Linked DNA regions of Homo sapiens: regions 1 and 3 are each linked to region 2. A link is a contact called in ENCODE Hi-C or POLR2A ChIA-PET data. All regions are on one chromosome and are shown on one strand. Each heading gives the region's core, a stretch centred on a gene start or an enhancer-like site at or near the end of the contact. The rest is flanking DNA. Distances are from core to core; before and after follow the strand shown.

Region 1 (2,700 bases), core at 72-2,571, 3.3 Mb before region 2:
TTCCAACTTGATTTTAGTAACTCTTGAAAACTTACACCAACTTCGGTTAGAATCTCCAGAGTAAAATTACAAAGTTATCAACCTTTTGATTTGTGTCACAGCATGAAAGGTTGCTCTATTTTATATAAACCTGTTACTGCAATCATTTTTAGTCAACCTGCCTAATGAAAATGGAGTCTAAACACTTTGTGCACAGTCCTTTTATAGGAATTATGATCTTTAAAATACTGTGCTTGCTGCTTTTCCTATTTTTGGGGTAACTGAGGTAACAAAACTGCGTATGGCTTTATTTTTCCATCCCTTGACTAAAGGTACCTAGAACTTCAACCAAGTACAAGTAGCAAGGTTCACAGCAAACTGCAATCAGCTTCACAGATGGAGGGTTTTATATCCCAGAGTGTGGTCAACGACTCAAAAGAGAATTTCAAGTACCAGTTTCAAAATGCTAATTAATATCGTCCAGAGAACAGATTCCTCCTCTTGCGAGGCGTCTTCCGGGGCACCAGCGTGCTTCTGGCCGGCATCTGCGCCGTCGGCGGGGTAGGCGGCCTCGCCGAACGGGTGCTGCTCGACCGTGCCGTCGTAGTACACCTTCATCTCGAACTCGCTCTCCAGGTGGGAGGGGTGTCCATAGACGCCGATGCCCACTGGGCGCCGGAAGTGCGCGGGGATGGACACGGCGTCCGGGCCGCAGGTGGCCGATTGCAGCTCGTAGTCGTCGAAGCTGGGGTGCAGGCTGCTGGCGGAGACGTACAGATCCGCATCTCCCTTGAGGCTGCGCATCCTGAGGACTATCTTGCCCTCGTGGTTCAGCCGCAGGTAGCTGTAGTTCCCGGCGCCTATCTGGCCCTGGACGACGTGCAGGAGCACCCACTCCTCGGGGACCTCCTCCTCGTCCGCGCAGCTTCCCGGAGACAGGACCTGCGAGGCTAGGAGCAGCAGCAGGGCCGTCGTCCAGGGCGCGGCCCTCCCGCGGGGAGCGGCCATGGCTGGCGGCTCAGCTCCGGGGCCTGCAAGTGGGTCAGTGCTGCTGGGGACACCGGAGGCGCTCAGCACCGGAGCCTGTCCCCGCCGTCCGCACGCGGGTCCACGGCGCGTCCAGGCGCCTGGTCTGTCGCTGGGACTGTCCCTTCCCACCCGCGTGAGGCCCCGGGGAGGAGGGGTGGGTTAACCCCTCCCCCGTAGCGCGGCGCCCACTCAGGGCAGGGGCAGGGGCAGGGGCAGGGCCGCTGTGGCACCCTCGGACTCACCACCACTCCCCGCAGGGGGCCGCGCTTTATACATCCGGACCCGAGGCCGGAGCCTCGCCGGAGGCGGAAGTGACGCTAGGTCCGTAAGTGAGCCGGCCGGAAGCGAGGCTTCTCCAGCTGTCGCGAGATAGCGAAAGGGGCGTGGGCGCGAGGGGCGGCGGGCTAGTAACCATAGCGGCTCGCGTGGGTCGGCTGGCAAGTAACCATAGCGGCGAGCGTGGGGCGGAGTGTGGCTCGGTAGTCCTCTGCGTGCCCTCCTGGGAGCTGGGTGCTGTGAGTCCTCCCCTAGCGGGCTGGTCTCGGCGCGGAGTCGGCGCCGAACCCGAGCTGCTGCTCTGGGGCGTGTGCCTAGGGCGCAGGGCTGGAGCGCGGGGGCTGCGCGGTTGCTCGCGGCTCCGCTGAGGTCTCTAGGAAAGGGGGCGATTTGAGGGTTCCGCCGTGACCGCTTCCAACGGCGGACACGCGCGCTCTGGACCAGAGCCGTTGCCCGCTGTCTCGTCACCCGAAGCCTCCTCCTGACGCCGTGCTAGTGCGAGGGTCTCCAGGGGAATTCGGGGCACAAGTCGGGCCGGAGCATCCGGGCGGCCGCTTGAGATCGGCGCTTTGAGAACTGAGCGCATGTGGAGTTCGGAGGAAAAGGGCTCAGGTGGTTATTTTAATTAAAGCAGCTGTGTATAAGGAGCACTCAGATCTCTTTAAAAGATTCAGTAGTTTAGGAACGAACCAGGGCTGTAGAAATGCCCGGCCTCCTGCACCTCCCGTCGGTTCTGAGCTCCGAGGGCGGGAGCGTGGACCCTGAGGGCTCGTTAATTATGCCCCACTGGCCTTTCAACCTGCGTGGTAACTACCAGGCTAGGTTTTCCTAACTCGAGCCAAACAGCAAGTTTCTGACTTGATTATCACTAAAAGAGAAAAATTTCGATCTTTTCTAATCAGAAGGGAGTAATTTTCTCTTTTTAAAAATATTCGTATGTACATTAAAAAAACGGAAATGCACAGGATTTTATCAGTGGTACTCCTCGAGTAGTAGAGTTTTCATCTTTTTATGTATTTCTAAATTTTCTACAATTTACACACACTGCTCTGTACCAGTAAAGGAGTATTAACTCTACAGCTTCCAGTTTATCTGGGATTACTATCTTGTGTTTACTGACTTAACTTTAAGACTATGGTATCTTTAGCAATCACTTGTCACTGCCTTTTCCTGAAGTGCTTACCTAGTGTTAGGTGCACTAGAATCTCACTAAAATAATAAATTTAGTTTATTTTCCCTGACTTGTTCTGTGCATGTATGTACATGGATATTCCTGGGGATATCCTGTGACATTGATTATCCCCTAGGGTTGGCACAGCAGGGAGAGGAGGTAGGGATAAAAAACTTTATTATTTCTGCATTGTTTAAATGTTTTGTATTGTATTGCTTTTGTAATTCAAAAAAATGTTAAACAAT
Region 2 (2,804 bases), core at 13-2,512:
CCGATTCTCACGCCTCAGCCTCCCGAGTAGCTGGGATCACAGGAGCGCATCACCACGCCTGGCTAATTTTTGTATTTTCAGTAGAGATGAGGTTTCACTATATTGGCCAGGCTGGTCTCAAACTCTTGACTTCAAGTGATCCACCTGCCTCAGCCTCCCAAAGTGCTGAGATTACAGGCGTGAGCCACCGCACCCGGCTACCAGAGGAATTTTGTTATATTTATTTGTTTTTTTTGGAGACAGGGTCTTGCTCTGTTGCCCAGGCTGGAATGCAATGGCGCAATCTTGGCTCATTGCAACTTCCGCCTCCCGGGTTCAAGCGATTCTTCTGTCTCAGCCTCCCAAGTAGCTGGGACTACAAGCACATGCCACCACGCCCAGCTAATTTTTTTATTTTTAGTAGAGAGGGGGTTTAACCGTATTGCCCAGGCTGGTCTCGAATTCCTGACCTCAGGTGATCCGCCCGCCTCGGCCTCCCAAAGTGCTGTGATTACAGGCGTCAGTCACCGCGCCCGGCCACCAGAGGCATTTTAAATGATCGTCCACATTAGAAACAAAACGAAACGAAACAACTTGGAAAAGTGAGCAAAAGCCTTCAATGTGTTCTTTTCTCTGCCTTTGTGATCCGAAAGTCGTGCTGCGGTTTATATACTCCTAGGCGAGGGTCGCGTGCTAATGATCCCTTTCTTTTCAATATGCACCCGCGGTGGGACTTACAGAACCTTTATTTTCAACACGTAAGCAGTCACGCTTCCTCGAGCCTAAGGCTTTGTGCTATTCTTAAATGCTTTCCTCCTCCGACGCTGCGGCTCCCTCCTGAGCCCGTAGCTGCAGCGCGTTGGTGAGGAGCGCCGGCCCTGGGTGCCGCCCGCCACCCTGGAGGGACCGGTCCGGGGGAAAGTGCTCGGGAGAAGCCAGGGGCCCCGGCTGCGGTCGCTGGCCCGGGGCTCTGCGCACTCCCCAGTGCCCGGAAACCGCAGGCTGGCCCAGCTTGCGGGCCGGGTCCGCCCACGTGGGTGTGGGAAGCGCAGGGGACGCGGGCCGCCCGGCCAAGGTGCCCTTGCCAGGAACCGGCGCAGACACAGGCCCTGGGCGGCGCGGGAACCCGGCCAGTCCCACCGCGCGCTGCGCCGCAGGGGCCCCACTGCAGGTCGCCCCAAGACCGCGCGACGCTCGGCAGGGCGCCCACAGTCCTGTGGGTCAGAGAAATGTCACCTCCACGTCCCCGCTGGCCGGGAGCCGCTGGAGCCTAGCAACCGCCTGCCAGCCCCGGCCCAGCCCCAGCCGTTTTACGGCAGCGGGCCCCGCCCCCGTGCGCCACCGAGGGCGGGAAGGAGGCGTGCGGCACGAGCCAGCCAGTCCGCGCCACCATCTCTGGCCCTGCGCCCTGTCATTGGCCGAGAGCCGGGCGGCGCGGCGCGGCCGTAAGGCGTGGCCGGGTGTCGTGAGGCGGGCCTTCGGGCTGGCTCGCCGTCGGCTGCCGGGGGGTTGGCCGGGGTGTCATTGGCTCTGGGAAGCGGCAGCAGAGGCAGGGACCACTCGGGGTCTGGTGTCGGCACAGCCATGGCGGGCGCGTTGGTGCGGAAAGCGGCGGACTATGTCCGAAGCAAGGATTTCCGGGACTACCTCATGAGGTGACGAGCGCCGCAGGCCGAACCCCGCAACCCGGAGGGGCTCCCGGGAGGCTGCGACCCGTGCAGTCCGCGACGAGGGCGGCCGCGAGGACGCGGTGGCCCCGGGCAGCGGGTGGGCCGGGGCCCAGGCGAGAGGGTGCGCTTGTCAGGGGGGCCCCACCCGGATCCCTCCCGGACCGCCACACCCCGAAGCGGACGGCGTAGAGAGCCGGTGACAGTGGGCGCCTTTCAGGGCGGGGGTGACAGTGGGCGCCCCTCAGGGCGGGGGTGACAGTGGGTGTCCTCTCCCGGCAGGGTGACAGTGGGCGCTCCTCAGGGCGGGGGTGACAGTGGGTGTCCTCTCCCGGCAGGGTGACAGTGGGCGCCCCTCAAGGCAGGGGTGACATTGAGTCCCCTTCAGGGAGTGGGTGACGGTGGGCGTCCCTCCTGGCCAAGGTGACACTGGGGACGCCTCTCCTGGTAGGCATAACAGTGGACGCCCTTCCCGGCCAGAGTGGCAGTGGGGACCTGGAGGGACGAAAGCGACGGCGCTCCTCAGGACAGGGTGACCATGGGGACGCCTCTCCCGGCAGGGGTGACAGTGGGCGCCCCTCAGGGCAGGGTGACCCGGCAGGGGTGACAGAGGCTCGTTCCTCTCCCATGGTTGGCAGTGGGCACGTCCCTCCGGGCCAGTTGACAGTGGCTCGCTCCTCCGGGCGGGAGTGGTTTCCTGGCCGGTTTCTACCAGATCCTCGGAGTGGGTCGCCGGTCACCTGCGGCCGTCCAGGTGTGCCAGAGGCGGCGACCTGGGTGTGGGGTGGGGAGACGCCAGCGGGAGGCGCTGCTGAGAGCGCGGCGCGGCGCTGTTGGAGCGGAGCTTCGGGTGCGCCCAGCGCGCTTCTGGGACAGCGGAAATAAAATGTGCTGGCCTTGGGTTCGCCTTTCGGTTTTCTCATTCTAAGGACTTTAAGCTTGGGAGGAAGTACAATTTAAGATGTTTTTATATACGAAATTCTGTCAACCAAAGTAAAGTGACGTGTCTCTAAGGTCATACTTTTTCTTCTTGTTCTATTTTCTGTTAACTCCTCCTTTCCAGTTAGAAACAAAGAGCATTCGCGGTTGGAAAGCCTGAAAATACACTTTCTATAATTTATTTGCACCTCTCATCTTGGGGCGCTTGCTTTTATTTCA
Region 3 (3,037 bases), core at 257-2,756, 3.7 Mb after region 2:
TACACAAATTTGAAAGATGCATTTATTATTTAATGCCTCATTCCCAGACAGTTGCTTACTCAGTAGCAAAATCTGTCTTAGCATACCAAGTGTAAAGCTATTTAACAAATAGGAAGGTTTAAAAAATATATACTATCATGCAGACAGCTAAAATATTTGTATATATTTTTAATCTTTTTTCTCTAATGATACTTAGAATATTTTATTTTTATTACTACAAATAATAGAGATGAAATATGAATTGTATTAGTAGCAGAGATATATGAGCTAAAGCTTGTATTGTTTAAAGCACATCATCTTAAAAGGCCTGTCAGGAAACAGTGTTCATATTAAGTTGGCTTTCAGTACTCTAAGAAGATGACATCATTTTGTAAGAGACAAGTGTTGTTAGAGCAAATGCTAGGATATTCTAAAATTTCCTAGGTTGAAGTGAAGAAATTTCTCATTATAGATTATTTCATGAGTTTATGTTCCCGGTTGTATATCAGCTCATGTTAAATTTTGCAAGAGTTTATGATTTCTAAGAACTCACCTTCTATAAGGCCCTTTGCTGAGTGGGGCTAGTTAGGAATTAGTAAGTAAAGGGGATCTTTTTTCCTCGTGTAAATAGCTTAAGAGTAATTTTGGGCGGTCCAGAAACCATAAGTTATCAGGAAGGTGCTTATAAATGGGCAGAGTACATCACTTGCCCAAGATTCTAACAACCTAGCCTGCCCCCCACACACTGTGGGGCACCGTTTGCTACTTGCCAAGTAACTGCCTTTTTTGGCAAAGACCACCCAGGACATGGCTCAGAGTCCATCCTAAGGCTGGCCAACCTCTGTAAATCTCGTGTCCCCTGATTCAGAGCGAGTGCATTTAATTCAGGAAGATCACTTACGACTGAGTTTTTCATCATGGCTTTGACTGTGAAACCCTCAGAAACCAGAGAGTGAGGCTGGTGCACCGGGAGCGGCTGTTGTGCCAGCAGCTTGGTCCTCTTCGGCATCTTGTCTGGGCATTTGTTTAAGCTCAGGGTCTCTTTTTCTGCCACCATCTTCCTAGAAAATGTCTTGTTCTCATAAAAAGTGTAGTAAAAGAATCAGTGGGCTTTACGGATGTGAGCAGGAGGTCTGGAAAAAAATATCAAAAGGCGCGATAATGGTAGAAATTCAACCCCTCGTAGTGCCCAGGTTGATCCAGATGTTTGGCAGCTCCTAGGTGAAGGGAGCTGGACCCTAGGGGCGGGGCGGGAAGAGGGCAGGACCTTGGCTAGAGCTGCAACAAGCTTCCAAAGGTAAGCCTCCCGGTTGCTAAGCGACTGGTCAACACGGCGGGCGCATAGCCCCGCCCCCCGGTGACGTAAGATTGCTGGGCCTGAAGCCGGAAAGGGCGGCGGTGGGGGGCTGGGGGCAGGAGGCGTGAGGAGAAACTACGCGTTAGAACTACGACTCCCAGCAGGCCCTGGGCCGCGCCCTCCGCGCGTGCGCATTCCTAGGGCCGGGCGCGGGGGCGGGGAGGCCTGGAGGATTTAACCCAGGAGAGCCGCTGGTGGGAGGCGCGGCTGGCGCCGCTGCGCGCATGGGCCTGTTCCTGGCCCGCAGCCGCCACCTACCCAGTGACCATGATAGGTACGTGGGTACCTGCCAGGTACAGCCTCTCTGCGCCGCCCCACGCCCCGGTATGGCGCCACGCCCCGCCTCGGCCGACCAGGACCCCCGGTGCCAACTGTCAATGACGGGGCCAAAGTGCCCGTGCCGTCCCCGGCCCGCGCCGCCGGGCTCCCCAGCTCAGCGACGCGGGTCCGGGGCCCCAGTGTGTGCGTTCGAAGCCCTCGCCTGCCCGCCCCTGCTCTGAGCGTTCTCATGAAGACCGCCTCGACGGGGACGCCAGGCGGCCCCGCACCCCCGCTCCTCGTTCGCGGTCCCCCGGACCGTGTGGGGTCCCGAAGCCTTCTCCCCGCCGCCGCCCCTCACCTTCGCCCCGCCGCCGCCCCTCACCTTCGCCCCTCACCTCACTGGCCGGTTGTGGTGCGGTTCAGGACCCATCGAGACCCACTCTCTGTGGGGCTCTTTCAGGAAACCGCAGCAAAGCATTAAACTCTAATGGAAGGCACCTGGTGAGGGTGGCTGGCTCCACAGAAACTCCTCCAGATAGATCTAAACTTGCTCCCTCGGATGTTTCCTTTTAAACTTCTCATTGGAGGGCTGAGATGAAAGAAACATTAAGAGTAAATAGTAGCCAAGATTAAATCTATTGCCTTTTGCAAAATAACCTTTCTTTTTTTTTTTTGTAAAAGAACGACCGAGGTGCAAGTTTGTGAACGAAACTTAGTGGCATCAGAGTTGTTCATGAACACTTGATGTGTAAGATGAGCAAAGGTCCTCTCTTCCAGGGTTGTTGAGCCAAAAGTTACTTTAGGGGCTATCCCTGAAAATTAATGGAAATGCACCATATGTTTGAAAAACAGTGCTAGATGGGGTTTCATTATTGTGGAGGTTTCTCCAGGTTATGTATGGAGGGTTTAGTGAGCTTGTTTATTCCTGAGGAGGGTCCTTTACAAAACACTTTTGATTGCAGTAAGTACGTTCGAAGTCAGATGTGGTCTGTCCAGAAGAAAGATGAGAGGTGGATTTATAAAGTATATGATCTTTATGCACTGAAAACACTTCTTACATCTGTTTATTTGTGAAGTTATTGTTAAAATGTAAACATTCTCCCCATCAGTGGGAGAATCAAGCCAGCTAACTGGCATGGTCTTTGTGGTAAAACAAGAATGTTGTCCAACTTTTCTTCCCTTTCTAGCATGGTCTGACTTTTGGTGAATGACTTGAAAGTTAATCAAATTACGAAAAAAATATTTTTTATGAGTCTTCTTGAGCTCTTTTTAGGTGACATTTACGTAAGATTCACTTGCAAGCACAAGTTTGAACTGAATCAGAAAACCAAGTAGAAGAGATTTTCCAATATCTGTGCTGTCAGTCTACAGGAAGAAAATAGCCTATACCTTATTTTGAAGACAGTTAAATACATTTTATTTTAATTTAACTTAATCTAG

Evidence for each region. Hi-C counts contacts between places; a loop is a spot of excess contacts on that map. ChIA-PET counts read pairs that join two places held with the same protein, here RNA polymerase II (POLR2A). Pooled maps may share reads with other maps.
Region 1: a pooled map shows a loop between it and region 2 (12-fold over the local background). The contact joins the promoter of C6orf120 here to the promoter of MPC1-DT in region 2. A Hi-C loop is called at or near these places in 1 of 37 single-sample maps with no recorded cell type and 6 of 50 pooled maps. POLR2A ChIA-PET finds 5 or more read pairs at or near these places in 1 of 52 experiments (GM12878).
Region 3: a map of naive thymus-derived CD4-positive, alpha-beta T cell shows a loop between it and region 2 (23-fold over the local background). The contact joins the promoter of PRKN here to the promoter of MPC1-DT in region 2. A Hi-C loop is called at or near these places in 1 of 168 maps with a recorded cell type or tissue (naive thymus-derived CD4-positive, alpha-beta T cell) and 11 of 50 pooled maps. POLR2A ChIA-PET finds 5 or more read pairs at or near these places in 1 of 52 experiments (OCI-LY7).

The regions. Positions count from the first base shown.
Region 1 is chr6:169,700,747-169,703,446 of GRCh38, reverse strand. It overlaps C6orf120 (chromosome 6 open reading frame 120), which reads right to left and starts at 1,321. Exons shown (of 1, transcript NM_001029863.3): 1 at 1-1,321. The coding sequence starts at 987. The coding sequence ends at 412. WDR27 (WD repeat domain 27) reads left to right here and starts at 1,418. Exons shown (of 26, transcript NM_182552.5): 1 at 1,418-1,896. RefSeq lists a silencer at 955-1,324 and enhancers at 1,375-1,464, 1,785-1,864.
Region 2 is chr6:166,381,636-166,384,439 of GRCh38, reverse strand. MPC1-DT (MPC1 divergent transcript) reads right to left here and starts at 1,262. Exons shown (of 1, transcript NR_189630.1): 1 at 1-1,262. It overlaps MPC1 (mitochondrial pyruvate carrier 1), which reads left to right and starts at 1,500. Exons shown (of 5, transcript NM_016098.4): 1 at 1,500-1,634. The coding sequence starts at 1,564. RefSeq lists silencers at 828-1,567, 1,718-1,817 and an enhancer at 2,178-2,357.
Region 3 is chr6:162,726,235-162,729,271 of GRCh38, reverse strand. PRKN (parkin RBR E3 ubiquitin protein ligase) reads left to right here and starts at 1,506. Exons shown (of 12, transcript NM_004562.3): 1 at 1,506-1,610. The coding sequence starts at 1,604. PACRG (parkin coregulated) reads right to left here and starts at 1,298. Exons shown (of 5, transcript NM_001080379.2): 1 at 881-1,298. The coding sequence starts at 1,036. RefSeq lists silencers at 1,678-1,899, 1,389-1,928.